2 separate regions of the Homo sapiens genome follow, and region 1 is linked to region 2. Evidence: read pairs that join two places in POLR2A ChIA-PET (ENCODE). Cell type or tissue: MCF 10A. All regions are shown on one strand. Links, peaks and the distances in the headings refer to the core of each region. The heading gives the core; the rest is flanking DNA. Region 1 overlaps FOXP1 (forkhead box P1). Region 2 overlaps FOXP1 (forkhead box P1).

Region 1 (9,651 bases), core at 4,091-6,590, 480 kb after region 2:
AGACGGGGTTTTGCCGTATTGCCCAGGCTGGTCTCCAACTCCTGAGCTCAAGCGATCTGCCTACTTCGGCCTCCCAAAGTGCTGAGATTACAGGCATGAGCCACCACGGCCGGCACAAAGAAACTATTAATGAAGTTACTCAAACACCCAAAAGTGGATGGTCCCACAAACCAAATACACTCCCTGGATGGCTGTCATCTTACCTTCAGTGTTTTACCCAAAACTGTTGGCAAGACAGGTCCTAGTGGAATGATTTTTTAAAAAAATTAATTTGGTGTCAGTGTGAGTTTCCTTAAGGTAGGAAATTTTTAAAATAACTTATTAAAACTCACAGTGTTGGCAAGATCTCCTCCCAATCCATGCCCAACTGTGCAGACAGGAGATGAAGACAAGGTGGGGCCTCCCTCTTTTTTTTCTTTTTTTACTAAATTTGGCAGGAAAAGCAAAGGGAAGCTGCTTCTTCCAGTTCCCCACCTGCCCCGCCCTTCTGTTCCACAGAGAACAGAAAGTGCCGTAAGCAACAACTAAGTTTACACTGGCCACTCCAACCACATATCTAGCAATAACTTCATAATTTGTTTTTAAGCATACATTTTCAGGAGGCGAGGCGGGGGACAGGATCTACTGAGGTATACACACTTCATCCTTGAAGGAAATAAACATGAGTCATATTCAAACATTCCAAATCAAAGCATAGGACCCTGGTTGATACATCTTGCTCCTGCAATCAGAAAGAAAGAGTTTAGAATCTACCAGAAGGTAAAGTTACCATACAAGTTTTAACAAATACTTCTGCAGCGGCCAGTGAGAACTCAACTGCTACAAAAATATTTTTGACTTTCTTAATATGAAATAAAAATACCACATAACTCCAACATTTCACAACTGTTAATTAGGCAAGATGCATTATCATGGTATGTACAGTTGAGCCTTGAACAACCTGGGTTGGAAGTGCACAGGCCCACTTATGAGAGGATTTTCTTCCACCCCTGCCAGCCCTGCACAAGCAAGACCAACCCCTCCCTTTCCTCCACCTTCTCAGCCTACTCAATGTAAAGAACGATGATGAGTCATTTCCACTTAATGAAGAGTAAATATATTTTGTCTTCCTTATGATATTCTTAATAACATTTCATTTCCTCTAGCTTACTTTATTGTCAGAATACAGCAATATATTATATATGGAACATACAAAATATGTGTTAATTGACTGTTTATGTTACCAGGAAAGCTTCTGTTCTACAGTAAGCTCTGGTAGTTATGTTTTGGGGAATCATAAGTTACACCCAGATTTTCGACTGTGTGGAAAATTGGCGTCCCCAACCCCATTATTGTTCTGTGAACAATTTCAAATCCTTCCCCTCACTCTTTAATTCTGCAGAATTATTTTTCGGGTGTTTTAAAGGGGGCAATAGCAAAGATTGGGATGACATGCAAAACATCCTCCAGACAAATTTTAGTCTCCATCTTATTCTTTTGTTGAATGAATAATTAAAGTCTTCAGCCATTATGATGCAATCCTCCAGAGAGCTACAAGAAATACAAGGAAAAATAACAGAACTCAACATTTCTTTGGAATCCACCTTCCTCAAAAATGGGTTTAAGGTGATTGTAACCCAAAATGAATACAGAAAAAGCCCTAAGCCTTGGTGTCACGGGAAGCCCAATTGTTCAAAAAAGAGAAGGAGCATAATCACAGTTGTCCGTCTGTATATTGGGGGACTGGTTCAGAACCCGTAAGTAGACCAAAATCCGTGCATACTCAAGTCCTGCAGTCAGCCCTGCAAAACCCTCAAAGGCAGCTGTGCGCGGTGGCAAACGCCTGTAATCTCAGCAATTTGGGAGGCCAAGGCAGGCGGATGACCTGAGGTCAGGAGTTCGAGACCAGCCTGGCCAACACAGTGAAACCCTGTCTCTACTAAAAATACAAAATTAGCCAGGTGTGGTGGCGTACGCCTGTAATCCCAGCTACTCAGGAGGCCAAGGCAGGAGAATCGCTTGGACCTGGGGGGGTGGAGGTTGCAGTGAGTGGAGATCACGCCATTGCACTCCAGCCTAGGCAAAAACTCTGTCAAAAACAACAACAACAACAACAACAAAAAACCCTAAGGCTCTCCCTATACACTGGTTTCCCATTCACCAACACTGAGTTTTCACTCTGCATGTGGTCGAAAAAAAATCCACGTATGAGTAGACACCCCCAGTTCAAAGGTCAACTCCACTTCTCACTAGAATTAAAAAGCTTTACTCCAAATGTAGTTAAAACAGCCCAATATCTTCCTCTTATAAGCAGTAATTAAACTTTAGTGTGGATAAGATTCATCTGGTTTGCTTACTTGAAAATGCAGATCTTTGGCTCAACCTCTAGAAGATGGGACAGAGCCAGAGTGGGGTTGGATGGGGTTGAGAAATCTGCATTTCAACAGTAGTCCACAGGTGACTCTATGCAGACCCTGGAAAACACTCTATTTAAGGGCTCACCACAGCCAGGGACCATATTCCAACTGTCACTTTTCTAGGTCTCATTCTCATTATTTGTTCCAAGACTCTCTCTTATTTTTGCAAATTTAATTTAAAAGTATGAGCATTTCCTGAATGTAACCAGCCACTCTAAGCCAGAGCTGACCTATGAGGGACACATACGTGGCCAAGGCTAGACCAACCAGAACCTCTATATTCTTCACACTGAACTTGAAATTGGGAGTGTGATCTAGTGAAATCACAATGTACTCAAGCTTAACTAGCACAAAGACATGTACCAATGCTTGGAGAAGGAGCAGGGAAGGGAAGAGCATTTAGTAATAGTGCAAATGATGAGCAAATGCCCGGGAGCAAAAGGAGCTGAAAATCCTGTGTTCCTTTAGTGGGTCTTTGATCCCACATGCCCCACAAACCAGGTGCATCTGGCCCTGCTTACTGGTGACTTCCAAGGCTCTGAAAGGATATTTTAACCATAAGCAATTTTCATCTCATATGCTAACTTCAGAACCTGACCTTCAGGTAAGATGTTATTTCACTGGAGGAGAACTTAATAGGTCCACTCAGAATTCATGGCAAGCAGGTCATGGCCTGAGAAGCAGAGGGGCGAGTCTGCTGAGAGCCAGTGGCAAAGCAGAGATATGCAGCGAGAAACAGGGATGAGGCCAGGCACAGTGGCTCATGCCTGGAATCCTAGCACTTTGGGAGGCCAAGGCAGGTGGATCACTTGAGGCCAGGAGTTCGAGACCAGCCTGAGCAATATGACAAAAACCCATCTCTAACAACAACAACAACAACAACAACAAAAACACAAAATGTTAGCTTGGACGTGGTGGCGTGCACCTGTGGTCCCAGCTACTTGGGAGGCTGAGGTAGGATCTTTGAGCCTGGGAGGTGAAGGCTGCAGTAAGCTGCAGTCGCACCACTACACTCCAGACTGGGTGACAGAGGGAGACTCTGTCTCAAAAGAAGAGAAAGAAACAGGGATGAGAAATTAGAGAACTCTGTTCAGGCTCCTGGTGATTCCCATTCCTGGTTCTGCCCCACTCTGAGATATGGCGGCATCCCAGAGTCCTAAAGATATCCCAAGATCCTTCTAATACACACAACGCCTCCCCGTGCCCTCCACCCTGGCTTGCCTGTTAGCTACCTACAACACCAAGGCTCCTAACAAGAACACTAAGTATTCAGACAGAATAATATGACAGAATTCTGAAAGCCTTAGAGATCAAGGGTGACCCTTGGGGGCAGTCCTGAGAGGCCATTTGCAGACTAACAGTTGCCTTGAGGTAGTCTGCAGGGAGGGAGAGCAAAATAAAGCACAGTCAAAACACAACGAGACACAAGAAGAGTGACACAGAGAGAAGGTGCCTCATGTCCTGAAGGATTCCAGTTTTCAATTTCACCATGGGTTCCATGATCCCACTCTAAATCATCCCTAAAAATTCCCTCTGTTACTTATAACCAAAGACACCCTACAAGGAGTACTTTTTAAATATTTTAGGCCAAAGAAGAAGTTTCTGAACTCTCAATAATTTACTTGTGACCCACGAATTGCAGAACAATGCAATTCGCTTACCCTACGCATCCCCTACCCAAATGCTCAGAGGGTCTATGTCTTCACCTCCACACCCCAGTCACCCTAGTCAGCAACTGGCAGGATCATTTTTGCACAGAATCGGAATTTTAGCACTTCACACAGTCCAAACTACTAGGAATGGAGACTGTACTAAAGTCGAAGGACTCTTAACCACATTATGAGTCATAAATAAAGAGCTTGCATTTATCACTTAAACACTTCTAAACCATGTCTCTTTTTTTTTTTTTTTTTTGGTAGTTGTTGCTCTGTCTTGGAAAAGCAGCACAGATAACACAGCTTTCAGAATAAAATCCTCGCATATAAAGGGCAAAAATGTATGGGTGTTTGAGCAATGAACTGGATCCTAGCAGAGGCATTACAAAGGACTCTGTGGGAAAGGTTCCATAGTATCCACAGTCCCACTGAACACATTCTCAATGTGCCATGATGCAAATCCAACATGATGATCGTTTGGTGTGGGTTCTCCCACCCCCACAGAGTGTGGTGGGAGAAGACACCCTCTATATAGTGTCCCATTTTCCCCAGTGGCAACACATGTGCAGAATAGCAGCGATGACGGCCACGCAGAGATGTAGAAGTGACTTAACACCCCTGCTGACTCTGCCTCCTGCCCACCTGAGCCATGGAGGGAAGGTCTGCCAACTGTCCCAGGATGTCAGGTGGACGTGGGAAAGGCGAGTAGAAGACTGAGGCCAAGCGAGCCAGCGATCCCTAAATAAAAGGTGCCACTGGGGTTTTAACTTCCTTTAAGGTCCTAACCAAGGCCTGGGTACTAAATGAAACAAAGAGGCTCTAAAAAACTTGTCACTGCAGACGGTTGAAATGATGCACAGCCAATCTGCCTCCCGAAAGACAGATGATCAAGGCAGAGCCCAGCAGCCAGCAAGGCGAACTCAGTTCCAGCTGGATTTAGGGTCAAAAGGTGGCCGAGGCATTGCCTTCCCAGAAGGAGTGAGTCACGAGGAAAGACTGAAAGCGAGGCAAGGTGGTGGATTTGTTTTTCCCCCAGCTCAGTGTGGGTATTGGCTCAGCAGTATGGAAAAGTGTACTAGAAGGGAGTGAAGGAAGTGTGCATTCCAGAATGAATGGAAGATGCAGGATAATGAATGGCACCAGGCAGGCGCAGAGGCCAAGTCGGAGAAGCATGCAGTGACCTGCACAGCTAGAAGGGGCTGGGCTGCCTTGACTGACCCAGATGGGTCAGACAGAAAGACGGTGTTTTTTTGGCACAGGTTCTGGAACTCAACAGAGTCAAGGACCAGCCCTGGCAGCCAATATCTGGGTGACTTGCCTCAGCCTCTGGAATTCTCAACTGCTTCATCTTTGAAATAGGGACAAGAATAATACCTCCTCTAATGAAGCTGCTAACATGTATTTAAAGCTTTTTGTAGCAACAGCACAGAGGTTGGCAAACTACTAGCCTGTAGGCCAAATCTTTCTGACCACCTGCTTTTTACAGGCCATGAGCTGAGAGTGATTTTTACATTTTTATATGGTTGAAGAAGACAATGAAAATACTATTTGGTGACACATGAACACGATGTGAAATTGAAATTTCGGTATTCATAAATAAAGTTTTATTGGAACACAACCACACCCAGTCACTTACAGATTGTCTATGGCTGCTTTTGCACTACAATGGCAAAACTAAGAGAGCTGAGAGACTGTATGGCCTGCAAAGCCTAATGGATTTACTATCTGGCCCTTTACAGAAATTTGCTGACCCCTGCATTAGCCAAAAGAGAGCACAATCAGCAGTGCCTCATTCTACAAGTAAAGAAATGCAGACAGATCGTGAAATCTTTTTATTAAGATACAATTCACATGCCATAAAATTCACCCTTTTAAACAATAGAACTGAATGGATTTTAGTATATTCAACGGTTGTGAAACCATCACCACAATATAAGTTAGAAGATCACCACCCCCAAAAGAGATCCTATACCCATTAGCAGTCTCTCCCCATTCCTCTCTCTCCAGCTCCCTGCAACTACAAATCTACTTTGTGTCTTAATGGATTTGCCAGTTCTGGATCTTTCTTATAAATGGAATTGAATATGCGGTCCCTTGGTGTCTGGCTTCTTTTAGTTAGCACAATGTTTGCAAAGTTCATCAATGGTGCAGCAGGAGTACTTCATTCCTTTTTGTGGCTGAAAAACACTGCATTGCAAACATTCATCACATTTTGTTGATCCACCAGTTGATAGACATCTGAGTTGTCTCCACTCTTTGGCTATTATAAATCATTCTCCTATGAACATTTATGTACAAGCTTTTCTGTAGATAGACAATTTCATTCCTCTTGGGTTCATATGCAGGAGTAGAAATGCTAGGTCCCAGTTTATCTATTTGTTCTTTGTTGCGTGTGGTTTGGTTTCACATCTAAGAAACCACTGCCTTATCCATGGTCATGAAGAAGATTTATTCCTATAATTTCTTCTAAGAGTTTTCTATATTTAGGTCTTAATACTTTCGGGTCTTCGATGTGTATGTTGTAAAGTAGAGGTCCAACTACATTCTTTTGCACGTGAATATACTGTTTTTCTCAGCATCATCTGTTAAGAAGACTATTCTTTCTCCACTGAATTGGCTTGGCACCCTTGTTGACAATCAGCTGACCATAAATGTAAGGGTTTATTTCTTGACTCTCAATTCTATTCCATTGATCTGTATCTCCATACTTATTCTCGTACCATACTTTCTTGATTATTGTAGCTTTGTTTTAGGTTTTTTTATTTTTTATTTTTTTGTTTTTATTTTTTTTTTGTTTGAGATGGGGTCTCGCTCTGTCGCCCAGGCTGGGGTGCAGTGGCGCAATCTTGGCTCACTGCAAGCTCCGCCTCCCGGGTTCACGCCATTCTCCTGCCTCAGCCTCCCTAGTAGCTGGGACTACAGGCACCTGCCACCATGCCCAGCTAATTTTTTTTTTTTTTTTTGTATGTTAGTAGAGATGGGGTTTCACCGTGTTAGCCAGGATGGTCTCGATCTCCTGACCTCGTGATCCACCTGCCTCAGCCTTCCAAAGTGCTGGGATTACAGGCGTGAGCCGCCGCGCTCGGTCATCTCTGTTCTTTTTCAAGTGTTTTGGCTATTCTGGCTTCCTGGCATTTCCATATGACTTTTAGCATCAATCTATCGATTTCTGCCAAAAAAAAAAAAATACCTGGGATTTTGGTAGGGACTGCAATTAAATCTGTAGATCAACATGGAGAGTGCCACCTTGATAACAATAAGTCTTCCAGTCTATGAACATATGATATCTTTCCATTTACTTAGGTCTTTAACTTCTTTCAAGAATATTTTGTAGTTTTCAGTGTATGAGTTTTATACTTCTTTTATTATATCTATTCCTAAGTATTTTTGATGCTATTGTAAATACAATAGCTTGAAATCTTTTTTATTAGCATAAATTTTAAGTTGGAATTGTAGAAAGTCAATCAGTAGATGTACAAGAAACAAGGACCAAAGCCTAACAGAAATCGAAGGTAAAACTAAAGCTGGATTTCAGGGAGATACTATATGTCAAGATTCATGTCAGGCTTTTTAAGCTTCATGAGAGCACAAATAGTGTCTGTCTTGCTTATCCTGCACACCTAGCACATAGTAGACATCTAAATAAACACCTGTTGAATGAACAAAGTTTATCAGTAGCAGAAAACACTTAAAATCTGTATTTTCTAATCTAGGCAATAAATATGCCCTTAAATATTCATTTCTTCAAGCCCTAGGTTGGTCTTAATGGTGTGCATTGAAGATATTACTGACGATAATGAGGCAAAATATTCTCAAGCATGACACAAGTTTGGTGAGGGCCCCTGCCAGGTGACAAATCCCCTTTAGTCTTTCCCAGCTAGAAAGTTCAAGACAATGTCACTAGACAAGGAAGAGAATAAGAGTAAGCAGGAGAGGAAGCACCTGAGCTTTTTGCAAACAGCACTGGTCCGCCAGACAATGATGTAAACAACGTCTAATGACACCCAAAGGTAAAACAAGAAATGCTGCAGAAGGTGCTAGAAAAGAAAGAGTGAAGGGGGGACAAGAAGGGTGAGAAACACAAACCAATCTACAGGAGAAAAATGTTGAAACTCAAGGCTAAATATGGCATTTATCACTACTTTCCTTTGTTGTCAAGGGTAACAGATAATCAATTAAAATAATAAACTTTCGTTAAGGACAAGAATACTGTATGTGCTGCAGGGGCACCATGCTAAGTGTCTCATGTACATAATCTCATTAACTTCTTGGGACAACCTTAAGGCAAGTATTATTATCATCACGATTCTAGAGCAGGGACAACAGAGACCTGGAGATGTCAGGGTAATTCACCTAAGGCCTCGCTTCTCCAAACTGCCACCGTTGGCATTTAAACCCAGGTCTCCTGACTCCAAATGTGTGCACTATGCTGAATATGTATGAATACAGACATACACGCATATTGTGTACACTTACAAGTGTAGCAAATATCCAGTGCCCTAATATGGTGGTGAATATGTTTAGTTACTAATGTGAATCCAAACACCAATGAAAGATTAGAAGGAAACAAGGTTTTTAGGACCACAAGTTAAAGAGGTAGGAGAACATTAACAAAAAGGTTACAAATATCTTGCCATTAAAACCCCACAAACCATGAAGCCTGAGATTCCATTGTTTCCTGCAGCCACTGAGGCAATGCTGGCTTTGAGTCCTGAATCTGTCTCAACCGTGGTATGTAACTTTGGACAAGTCCCTTCTTTTAGCAAACTGCACTGCCCTAATTTATAAGGCCATTGCCAAGTCTAGGATTCTACCAATTCATGCTTTTTCCAAGCTTTCAATTATTAGGTAATCAACTTTCATCGCACACCTATTTACACCTTTACCAAACTCACTGGTCAATTATAATTCTCAGTCCCTGTTAAAAGAGAAGAATAATATTTGGGCATATGTAGACATACCCTAGAAGAGAAAAGCATTTTTTAATGAAAATAAAAAAAGAAGGGTATGGGAGTTGGGTGGAGAGATTTACTCTGATAAAGTACATCTTGAGCCCTTTCTTTCCTGGCTGGTCCATATTTCTAAATCATTTCCTTGCTTTCACATAGTAAATTTTCTGCTAGATGTCTAGATATGCTGGAGATCAGGTTACAGTGTGAAGGACAAAAGATAAAAACAATCTGCATACTTCCATCTGGCTCTTCAGAACAAAGTCTAGAGACTTGAAATGTGAGGAGAGAAGCATGCTACTCTAGCTGCACAACAGATACAGCAAAATGTCACAGAAACAAATCTTTCAAGAGAATCCGAGATGCTGGAATGCGTATTTCACCAGAATTTACTCCGAGAGCATTAAAAAAAAAAAGTTAAGGCTCAGATACTGAACACAATGTTGCCTCTGTTACAAGAAGATGAAAAGTTGAAACAGACCAATGCATTAGAAAGTCCATACTGTACTGCAGAGATGCTATTCTTATTGCTGTCAAAAGACTCCTGGTTTTAAAACAAACAAAAAAACACCTTCTAGATTATTTATTCAGACGGTCTTGCCTAGTTTTTAGGACTCAAAAGTCAACACTCGAGGTTTGACTCTGGTCAAA
Region 2 (9,651 bases), core at 2,758-5,257:
CTCACCCACGCAGAACTGAATAGAAGGTGAACTGGTAACTCCCTGGAAAGAAAGGCCTTATCATTTATGGGACGAATGCTGTCAACCTTCATGGTGTGGCATAATGTGATAAGTTATGGACACTACCAAGCGTGGTGCATATAGAAGCTATTATGATATACTTTTCTCCACCCTGCCCAAGAAAACACAACCCAAGCTGGAGTCTTCTCTAACTTCAACTCATGCTCTCTGGCACATGCCTTTAGCAATTACATTATGTACAACTTGCAGGAAGAAGTTAAACAAAAGATGTGGATGTTTAATCTTGTTCTAACATTTTTGTTTGTTTATCCAACCTCACAAGGGGTTATTCTTCCAATGGAAAAGGCCATCACCACACACCCAAGCTCTGTGAGCTGGGGAAAAAAAAAAAAAATTAAGTGTGCATCCAAGTAAAATTTTCCTGAAAGCACTTCACTTCTCCCAGCTCCATCCTGGCCCTCAGTTGTTACCAGGTTGCAAAAAGTAACCTGAAGACTCTGTCAACGATGCCTCTCCTGCTCCTCACACAGGTACACGTGCAGTGGTGTTATAAAATATGTGGCAGCAAGCAAATGGAACCCAGAAAAATCTGAGTGAAAACAGGACAATAATTCTCAGTCTGAAAGCTGAGAACCGATAGAGTCAGCTCAGTTGTGCAATCATTTAAAAGATGAATGACAGTTTAATAGCCACTAGATAGTCCTCTGGGATCTGTGGTTTGAAAGTAAAATATGTATTGTCGGTACCTCTTTAGGCTGTTTTCCAGCATGTTGTTGTTGTAAAAGTTGAAGCTGCAACTGTTCCTGTTGTTTTTTATAAAACTCTTGAAGCTGCTGCTACAAAGGAAAGAGAGGACGGTAAGTAACAGAGGGTAGCGCCAATCCACTGTCCCTTTTGGTGCCATACACAAACTGTGATTTGAAAAATAGCATCCTTTTATCTGTAATGGCCTGACCTTTAGTTTGAAACTCGACAATAAATTCAGCGCACACTGACTATTCTTGGCATTATTGTTTGAAAAGTAATCTCCAAAATGAACTGATGAAAAACATACCATTTTCTACACAAACTAATTAAAATAAGGCAAAGAATGACCTTTGATTGTACAACAAAGCTGAAATGCCCTTGCTGAGAGAGTCTGGTGAATCTCTTCTGCATGCTTTCTAAATGACAGGGCTGGGCACTATGCAGTGTTATTCAGTGTGTGCATGGACAGCCTGGGAGCTTCCGCTGCATCCTGTCCCCACCACCCCAGGCCAGTGACTCCCAACGCTGTAGTTCCGAATCTCATCTATTTGGTTCAGGTGGCTGTGAAGTCTGAATATTAGGTCCCCATAGTGCAATGACAACCAGAAGTTCATTTCAGCAACATCGTATGTGGAAGAAGTAAAATCAACTCTGGACCTTAAAATTAGCAAATTCTAGAATGCTTCTTTATGTTTAAAGAAAAAAAATCTGTAAGCTTCTGAGTCGAAATGGGGACATCAAGAGCTGTCATATTTAAACCACTCCCAACGTGCTCCTCATTTTGCTTTGATTCACACCATTTAGGAGCCATGTAAACCTAAAAGATCTTACTGCTACCAAGTCCAATTACAGCCCTGATCTCAGTCCATCGGGTACTCTCCAGGCCCAAACACTAGTCACCATGGCAGGGCTCCTCTCTTTTGGGCATGCAAAAGCACATCGATTATTCAGGGAGTGGTCTGTGTCCTGCCCCACCCACGCTGCTTTACTCTTCACTGAGCAAAGGAGCTGCTCTGGTGGAGGGGAGATTGCGAATGGAGTGATGGGGGCCCCTGGGTTCTGGGGGAGACAGGCTGGAGGTGGAGGAAGGACAATTACCTGTTGAAGCATGAGGGCCTGCTGCTGCTGGAGGAGAACCTGGAGCTGCTGAGGGCTCAGCACTTGTTGCTGGAGGATCTGCTGCATTTGCTGGGGAGTGATAACTTGAGGTGTCATCATAGCCACTGACACGGGAACCTAGAATGTTAATGAAGGATAAATAGGAAGCCAGGAAATCAGAAGCACGCAGCCTCCCAGGTTCAGCAGCTGACTGCCATCAGCCTGCTTAAAGAGTTGACCAATTTCCCATGCAACATGTATTTATCCAGAGGGGATGCAGCAACAGATCCTATTTAATCTATCATGGAGTTTATTTTAAAGAAAGAAAAGTAAAATCTTGCAGTACTGATGGGGGTTCCAGGCAGCCTTGCAAGCACACAAAAAGGACAAACTTAATAAATGCTAACTGGAGTTAAGATACGACAGTTCTCAATTGCTTATTGAGAGTGAGTTTTTGGTCAAAACCATCTGTGGGAAGTTAACCCAGACTTGAATTTTGTTTGAGAGAAGACAAATGGTAACCAGCACCTTTGCAGGTGGAGCCCATATGAGCACACTTGCTCTGTGGACAGTGATTTTAAGAACAACCAATCAATGCTTATACTTGCTGGGAAGGGAACCTTGGACACACCTTCCGAACTTAAACACAGACCCTTCGCATGATGCCTTTTACTCTTCCTTATTCACCCAGCACACAGATGTCTCAATTCTTTCATATTATGTGCAATACCATTAAAACCCGCTTTCCATGACATTTCAGTGACAAACAGCTACAGTGATGAACTTGATAGCATTTCATATTTGCAACTGTTAACACGTTTCTGCACGGGCATCTTTGCAAGGAACCTGCACACTGTATCTGAAAGGATGATGTCTTGTTCAGATAAAACACTGACATTAAAATGACAGGCTGTCTTGGCCAAGGTTACACAAATTGTATTCAAGCGGATACCTAATGACAATGCTATGAATTCTGCAAGCTTTCTAGAATGTAATTTAGCTATTCAAAATAATCACTGCACTTGTGTTTAATTTGCAGACTACATGAGACCCATTTTGTCAGTCCCCGTAATGCAAGAAGACTATTTCATGAAAAATCACCCCCCGCCCCAAATAAAAAGATAAGGAAAGAAAAAACAATGAAAGAAAAGACAAAACCTGTATGTCTTCTAACCGTAATATTTAAGCATCTTACTTTTCTTTGGTTTCTAATCAAACATGTGACAGCAAGAAGCTAGAAGCAGTAAAGGATATACTTTGTTAAAAAGGATATGCTGTCATCTCATGTATTACAATAAAAGGTAATAACATGTTTTGCACTTTGCCTGTGTGCTACTTAAAAAAAAAAATCCGGCAGACAATAGCTGATCAGAAGATAAAAGAATTAAAAAATCTTTCAGGGGAGCAGTAAGCAAAAGGCAGAAATGCAGTATTAATTTTATGTAACATAATGTCTTAATATGCAGTTTATCCTGACTTTTTCACATGATTTGTCCTGTCATTTGCATAGCGAGCTCTCATTCCTAATTTCACAGTCATTATGCACTGATGTCCCGATTTCTCAGCATCACTAATTTTGATGAACTAAAAATGGTTCCTGAAGGTCAGATTCATGCACAGCGAATGTTCTCCACTGTTGTTGTGGGCTTGTTTCATGTGTGGGGATGTTGATGTGCCAGTGTCGTGTGTTTGGAAAACACTAGTTAGAACATTCGAAAAATTTCATTAACCCAGCTCTGGAAGGTCATCCATGAATTCTTCCTATTCCAGTGGCCTTTTAAGTGTAGATGTAGATACACTGTAATTTAAAACAGATGGGCATGTCTGAATATTTTCATATGCAAAATGGGACAGATGTATATGAATGGATAAATTACCCTTTTAAAAAGATAATTTGTAGCACGAAATATCACCAACGATTGGAACAGTGAACTCGCATTCAGTTTAGGGCAAACACCAGGAAGACATTATCAAAACATCTAACCATCTACAAATTAATTCCAGTTAGTCTACTTTGTCTTCATACAGAAGAAACTTTTCGGATTTTTAAGTATCTTTTGGGTGCCAATCGGTATCCTTTGAGCTGCTAAAGCCAGCGTATCACAATAGAAGTTTACTTTTCCTTGAGAGTTGCATCATCATACGGGGAGGTTTGATTAAGCAAACAAAAGAACCATGTTTAAGGTTTCTTTTTTCCTCTGCGTTTCTTGGATGATGTACAATATAAATATTCTTGAGCCAAATTCTGATGGTGATGAACAGGAAAACAGACAGGAATAGGGTGGTGTAAAATCTAAACTGGTGATGAACATGAACTTAACAGAGTTAGAGCAGAAATCATGATAGAAATAACCTCCTGGTCATCGTTTTTAAAAGAGCTATAGAAACCTTATACTAGAAAGGGGCACAGGTGAACTTTTGGGGGCGATGGAAATGTCCATATCTCGAGTGAGGTGGTGCTCACACACGTGTATACAATCGTCAAAACTCTTCCAACTAGACACTGAAAATCAGTATATTTGAGCGCACGTAAATCATCCCTCAATAAAACTGATTTTAAAAGTTACATATGTCTCCTAAAATACTTTTTCCCCTTAACTCAGGTAAAACTAGAAGCATCTTCTTAAAGGAGAAACAACATTGTCCCTTAACTGTCAATAATAAAAGGGGGAATCATGGAAAGGACTGACATATACCTGTACAGACAATTTTTAAAGGCTGACATCAAACCAGTGGCTTAAATCTCCTTTTCCCATAATCATTTATTCATTTTTTTGCAGTTACGGAACAGGATAATGAACTTGAGTCTCCCCTTCTTTTTCCTTTTGGACATTTTGATGGAGGTGCTGATGAGTAATAATATGCTTTACAGCAGCAGGCACTGCCAAAGGAGGGAAGGAAGCAAGAGGCCTGAGTAATCCTCCAAACGGGCTGATCACTTCTGAATAATCAGAAGTGGGCTATTATATCCTGATGGCCTTAACTTCGCTTTTACTATCTGAAACCACGTTTTCATGCCAGTTAGCTCTGGGCCTCCAAAGTGGGCTCCAGCTTCATTTACAAATGTTATAAAACCAAGATTTCCCCAACGTTTCTGTTCTAACATATCATGAAAAGAGGTTATGGAAAAGCTTTAACAAACATATTCAAATAGACCAGAAACTATGGTGGGGTAGAAAAGAAATTAAAAAAAAAAAATCTGAGCAGTTTTTAAGGCTTTAAATAGTTAAGAATTATAGCCTATATATCCACTCCCTTAATTCCCAACGTCCAACTTTTTCATGTAGCTAGTCCCTACTAACACTAGGAATCAAAGGGCATGCAGTACCAGCGAGAGGCTATTACAGCCCACACTTTATTGCCCATTACTACTGAGGTCATTAGCGGCAAGAGTGATTGTAGCAGTCTTAACCTATTGATCACTGTAACTACTATCATTTAATCCTGTGTTGAATGTCTGGAAAGCGGCTAAAGGCACACAAGAGAGAGTGCTTTAGCACTGAGAAATATGGCCAAAGCTTCAAAATTACACTTTGATTCATAAAATCTAGCCAGTGGTTTAAATCAATAGTATTTAAAACAGTCATGTGAGTTTTTAACTACAGCTCTCTAATATTTATGGGCCCCTCTTTAAAAGTATTCAGTAAAAACGAAACTTTTTTTTTTTTTTTTTTTTTTTTTTTTTTTTTTTTCAGATTTCATGCCTTCTACCTTAACCTCCTTGAGATAACAACATTCATTTCTGATGTTTTCTGTGCTACAGGGTTCATGCCTTAACTGGGAGTTCAAGCTAATTCTTGATTTCTTTCTCAAAAGACGATTTAAATATAAGGCAAAAAAAAAAAAAAAATTTCCGATACTGTAACTACCTTAACTGTTTGAGTATATAGAAATGAGTATGTTTTATGAGTTAACAATGAATCATAGAAGGCAATTTATGAAGAACTAGAATGATTCTGTCTAGCTGCCTTCAGGGATCAGAAATTCAAATTAAACTTCTGGCAGACATTTAAAGAATGCTAGCATACAAAACTGAATTTAAAAAAACGCACACAGTTAACACTCCTCAGTGGAGTTTCAAGAGGAAATCATGAATTAAAAAAACACACGGCATGATACACTGTTGACTGATACCAACTGGGTGTGGTCGATCCCAGGTGCACCCAAACCTGCGGGAATGGCAGAAATACAGCTGTGCTTGGGCCATCACAGCTCTGCTAGTATGGGCCTGCTGCTACCTTAATACCAGCAACTGGGAAAACGGTGTTAGCACTAACAACTGCTGCTAAAAGCCCATACACACTGCTGTGTAAATTCTGCCTGATACGGTTTTTTCTTCAAAATGACTCTCTATCATCTGAATGCTGAAAGACTATTAAAATAATATGCCATATTATTTCCTTTAACGCCCAATGGGGAAACGTAGATGATGGGAAGGGAAAAATCTAAAAAGCAAACAAACAAATAAAAACACTCAGAGAAACAATACTTATTTCTAATCTAGGAGACAATTGAAGGAATTGGGTGGGAGGGGAGAAGACACAATATAAATACTGAAAATAACATGTTATCATTTTCTTCTCTCTTCAGTTTACACTCCAGTCAACTACAAGTAAATACTACCTAGTACACATACACATAAATTTTGCACGTTGGGTATCATCTCATAATTACTGTGTATACAAATAATAAAAAGAGAAGATAAAAAATGCTAAACACTGTTTCATTTTTATTAATTTGGTTAATAATTTAGAAACTCTTTTTACCCTCTGATCATTCACCACATGTATGTCCCAGGAAATTCACTTCCGTTCTAGCCTTCAGGCTGTATTTGGGTGATAACTGACCAGGTTTGGCAGTGTCACCTGGTTAATCAAATAGCAGGAGCAAAACAAATTAAATTAGAAGGCTCCAGAATGTCACAACAAAACCAAACAGAGAAAATAGCTCCATTAAAAGAGAGAGAGGAGAAAAAAAAAAAAAAACTATGCCAAGTTTTTTATGACCATATACAAGCTAGCCTGTATAGAAGAAAATTAAACATCATCACCTCTGGCCCCCTGTGGAAAACAAGTTTTCATAATTAACAAGTCAATGGATACAACAGATGTATTGGCAAACAGAAAAGTTAGAAAGCTTCTATTTCTCCATGGTATTAAAAAAACAAAACAAAATGAACCAACCAGGTACCATGCAAGTAACTATCATACAGGAAAGAAAACACACTTCTGATATAATATTTCGGTCTTAAAAAAATAAAAAAAAAAAAGCATGCTATTTATGTGGAAAGTAAAATTCTGTTTCATTATGGAATTCTGCTTTTTGTATAACTCCTTTAGGCTTAGCTATTTTGCCACAATACTGTACAAAGCACTAAGGCAGGTAATGGTTATTATATTAATGCAAAATCATCTAGGTAGTCAGTCATTAGCATAACAGTTCTCTCAGTAACAATACAACCAACTATTAAAAATTTTTTTTCAAAAGACCTCTTTAAAATGCAATTAGCATTTCATTTTTTATCATTTTGTTTATTACATTCTATCAAGAAAGGCTATCTTTCTTTCACAAAAAAATTGTAAGGCCAAGGCTCGCCTGCCAATCAGGAGTTATTTCAGGTTATCAACCCTAATAAGCAATCTCCAGCAATGCTCTCCGAGCTCTTCTTTTTGTCTTTAAATTCTAAAAAGTGGCATAAATGCATATTTGTTTACAGCAGAGGTATTAGTGGAACATCAACTGCTCTCCTCTAACATTTCCCAGGCACACAAGGTTACTCCACTAAGTGCCAGTATAATTGTTTTAGCTCTAATAAATATCAGCTTCATTTGCATAAAAATGTAAAGTTTACATAAATTAAATCGCTTCTCCCATTAGCAATTGTTAAATACAGGAAACAATGGAAGCTACACATGAAAATAATCACTCAATAAGCACTGATTCTTTCAACCTAGCAACTATTATTATTATTTAAATCAAGAAAATGCCTTCTCTTTCCTACTTCAACCACTTTCTCCTGTAGCTGGGATGGAAAACAATTTAGGGCATGTGAATTAAACATGCTAATGGCATTTTATATTAACAACAACAACAAAAATCATGTTTAAGTGCTGCAAATGGGAGGAGGGGAGGACTATTCCAAGAAGGTACCCCAGAAAAGATTCTATCCACAGATCTTTAGTTCTTAAAGGGAAAAGGAAGAGGCCTTGGCTAAATAAGTTCTCTTAAATTGAAGTATTACTCAAAAATAATGAAAGAGACAGCAACTGTTTCCATCCTACCTGAGACACATACATGATTAAAATAAATAAAAGATAACTTGTGGATACAGTTTTAGATCAACAGTTACTGTTAAATGAAGAAAAACATAATGTCTATCTTCTGTCTAAAGAAGATTTTTCTAACACTAAGAATTAAATTTGTAGCTCTGCTTTCTCATGATTTAATCAGCATAGAAAATTTCATAGGGAGCTTAACTGCAAATATGTATTTTTTTTCCCATATTACTGAAAGGGAGAAGGGACTATAATTGAATTTCAACACATAGGTAGGCCAAAATTAGACCATTTCCGAAGTTTTATAAGGCCTTACTTAGGGTGCAATCACTCTTTAGAAAGAATTACAACTCAACTTTCTCAAATTGTAGTTTCTCATGCCTATTTCCAACACCTTCACCTTATACATCACAGTTAAGCTAAAGGGTGCAAATGAGATTCTAATGAGAAAACATCACTTGCTTCTTTGACAATCTCACCATTCACTGATTTATTTATAATGAAGACAAAGCCCAACCAAAAGCTTCCCATAAGTTAAAGGTCAAAATATGTTCAAAAATGCCTAGTAAAATCAAGGCAAATGGGAAACCCGTGCAGACCCGCCTCATGAAGTGGTGTGACAATTAGAGTAATTGTACAAAAAGCCATCTTCAGGAAAAAGTAAAAGAAATTAAGCTGCCACAACTGTAACAGGTTAGATGAAAAAAATCAAAATTTAATGTATTCTCCCCTGTGTCATCTTGTTTTGTCAAGACATCAAATAGAATTGGGAAGTACAAAATAACAAGCCCTTGAGAAATCACAGAAGCCGACCTTTTTGATGTTGTTGATTTACCTTGTTCTCAGTTATTTGAACAATGATGTTTCAGATTTAAGGGCAAGATAAAGCTTAGAAATTAAAACATGATACCAAGGTATTCTAAAAAGCTCACCATAACATTTAGCCTGCATCTTCATTGATTAGTTGCTTTTAACCGGATTTGAAAATGAGGCACAATGTATGTGTTCAGTATTCATTTTTCTCATTCGAAATTAATTTCTCCTCAAACAACTCACAGGTTGGAAGAGGGACTCAATGAAGAGCATTCCTACAATCCAAAAGTAGAGGCCCAGATTAGCTCTTCTCAGATAATTCAAGTCTCCACAATCTGCAAAGGCTTGTTTAGCTAAGAGATACCTGAGTTTTCTTTTTTAAACGAAAGAAAATAAGGCTGAATGCAAAATGTCACTTGGTGGGGGTGGGAGGGAAGTATTGCACGCTCTGAAAGGACTAAAACAAGAGTCCAGAAATACGCTGCTTCCAAGAAAACAAACCTTTTATCAAACAACAAATTTAGCTTACAGTGTTAAGACTATCCCCAAATCTAGCCATACAGATACACATAAAGCTACCCTTTTGCCCCAAGAGAGCTACAGCTCATCACCAATGTAACTTGCAGTCTTACATGAAATGTTACGTGCAAAGATACATGAAATCAAGCTATCACAAGACAGCATTCTCAACTTTTTT

What was found. ChIA-PET counts read pairs that join two places held together with the same protein. Peaks named below come from ENCODE experiments on the same cell type or tissue, not always from the same donor. Only the 100,000 strongest peaks of a DNase experiment are listed, where the experiment ranks them.
Region 1: POLR2A ChIA-PET joins it to region 2 with 8 read pairs; 2 of 35 experiments call an interaction of 5 or more read pairs at or near these places.

Annotation. Positions count from the first base shown.
Region 1 is chr3:71,532,282-71,541,932 of GRCh38, forward strand. All of the region lies in intron 2 of FOXP1 (forkhead box P1), which reads right to left. Among named protein-coding and RNA genes, the nearest start is that of MIR1284, 5.0 kb to the right of the region's middle. In MCF 10A, for the core only: no CTCF peak of the experiment used is centred there; DNase peaks (open chromatin) are centred at 4,210 and 5,060.
Region 2 is chr3:71,051,770-71,061,420 of GRCh38, forward strand. FOXP1 (forkhead box P1) reads right to left here. Exons shown (of 21, transcript NM_001349338.3): 8 at 1,867-2,004; 9 at 768-857. Among named protein-coding and RNA genes, the nearest start is that of FOXP1-AS1, 230 kb to the right of the region's middle. In MCF 10A, for the core only: no CTCF peak of the experiment used is centred there; DNase peaks (open chromatin) are centred at 4,042 and 4,762.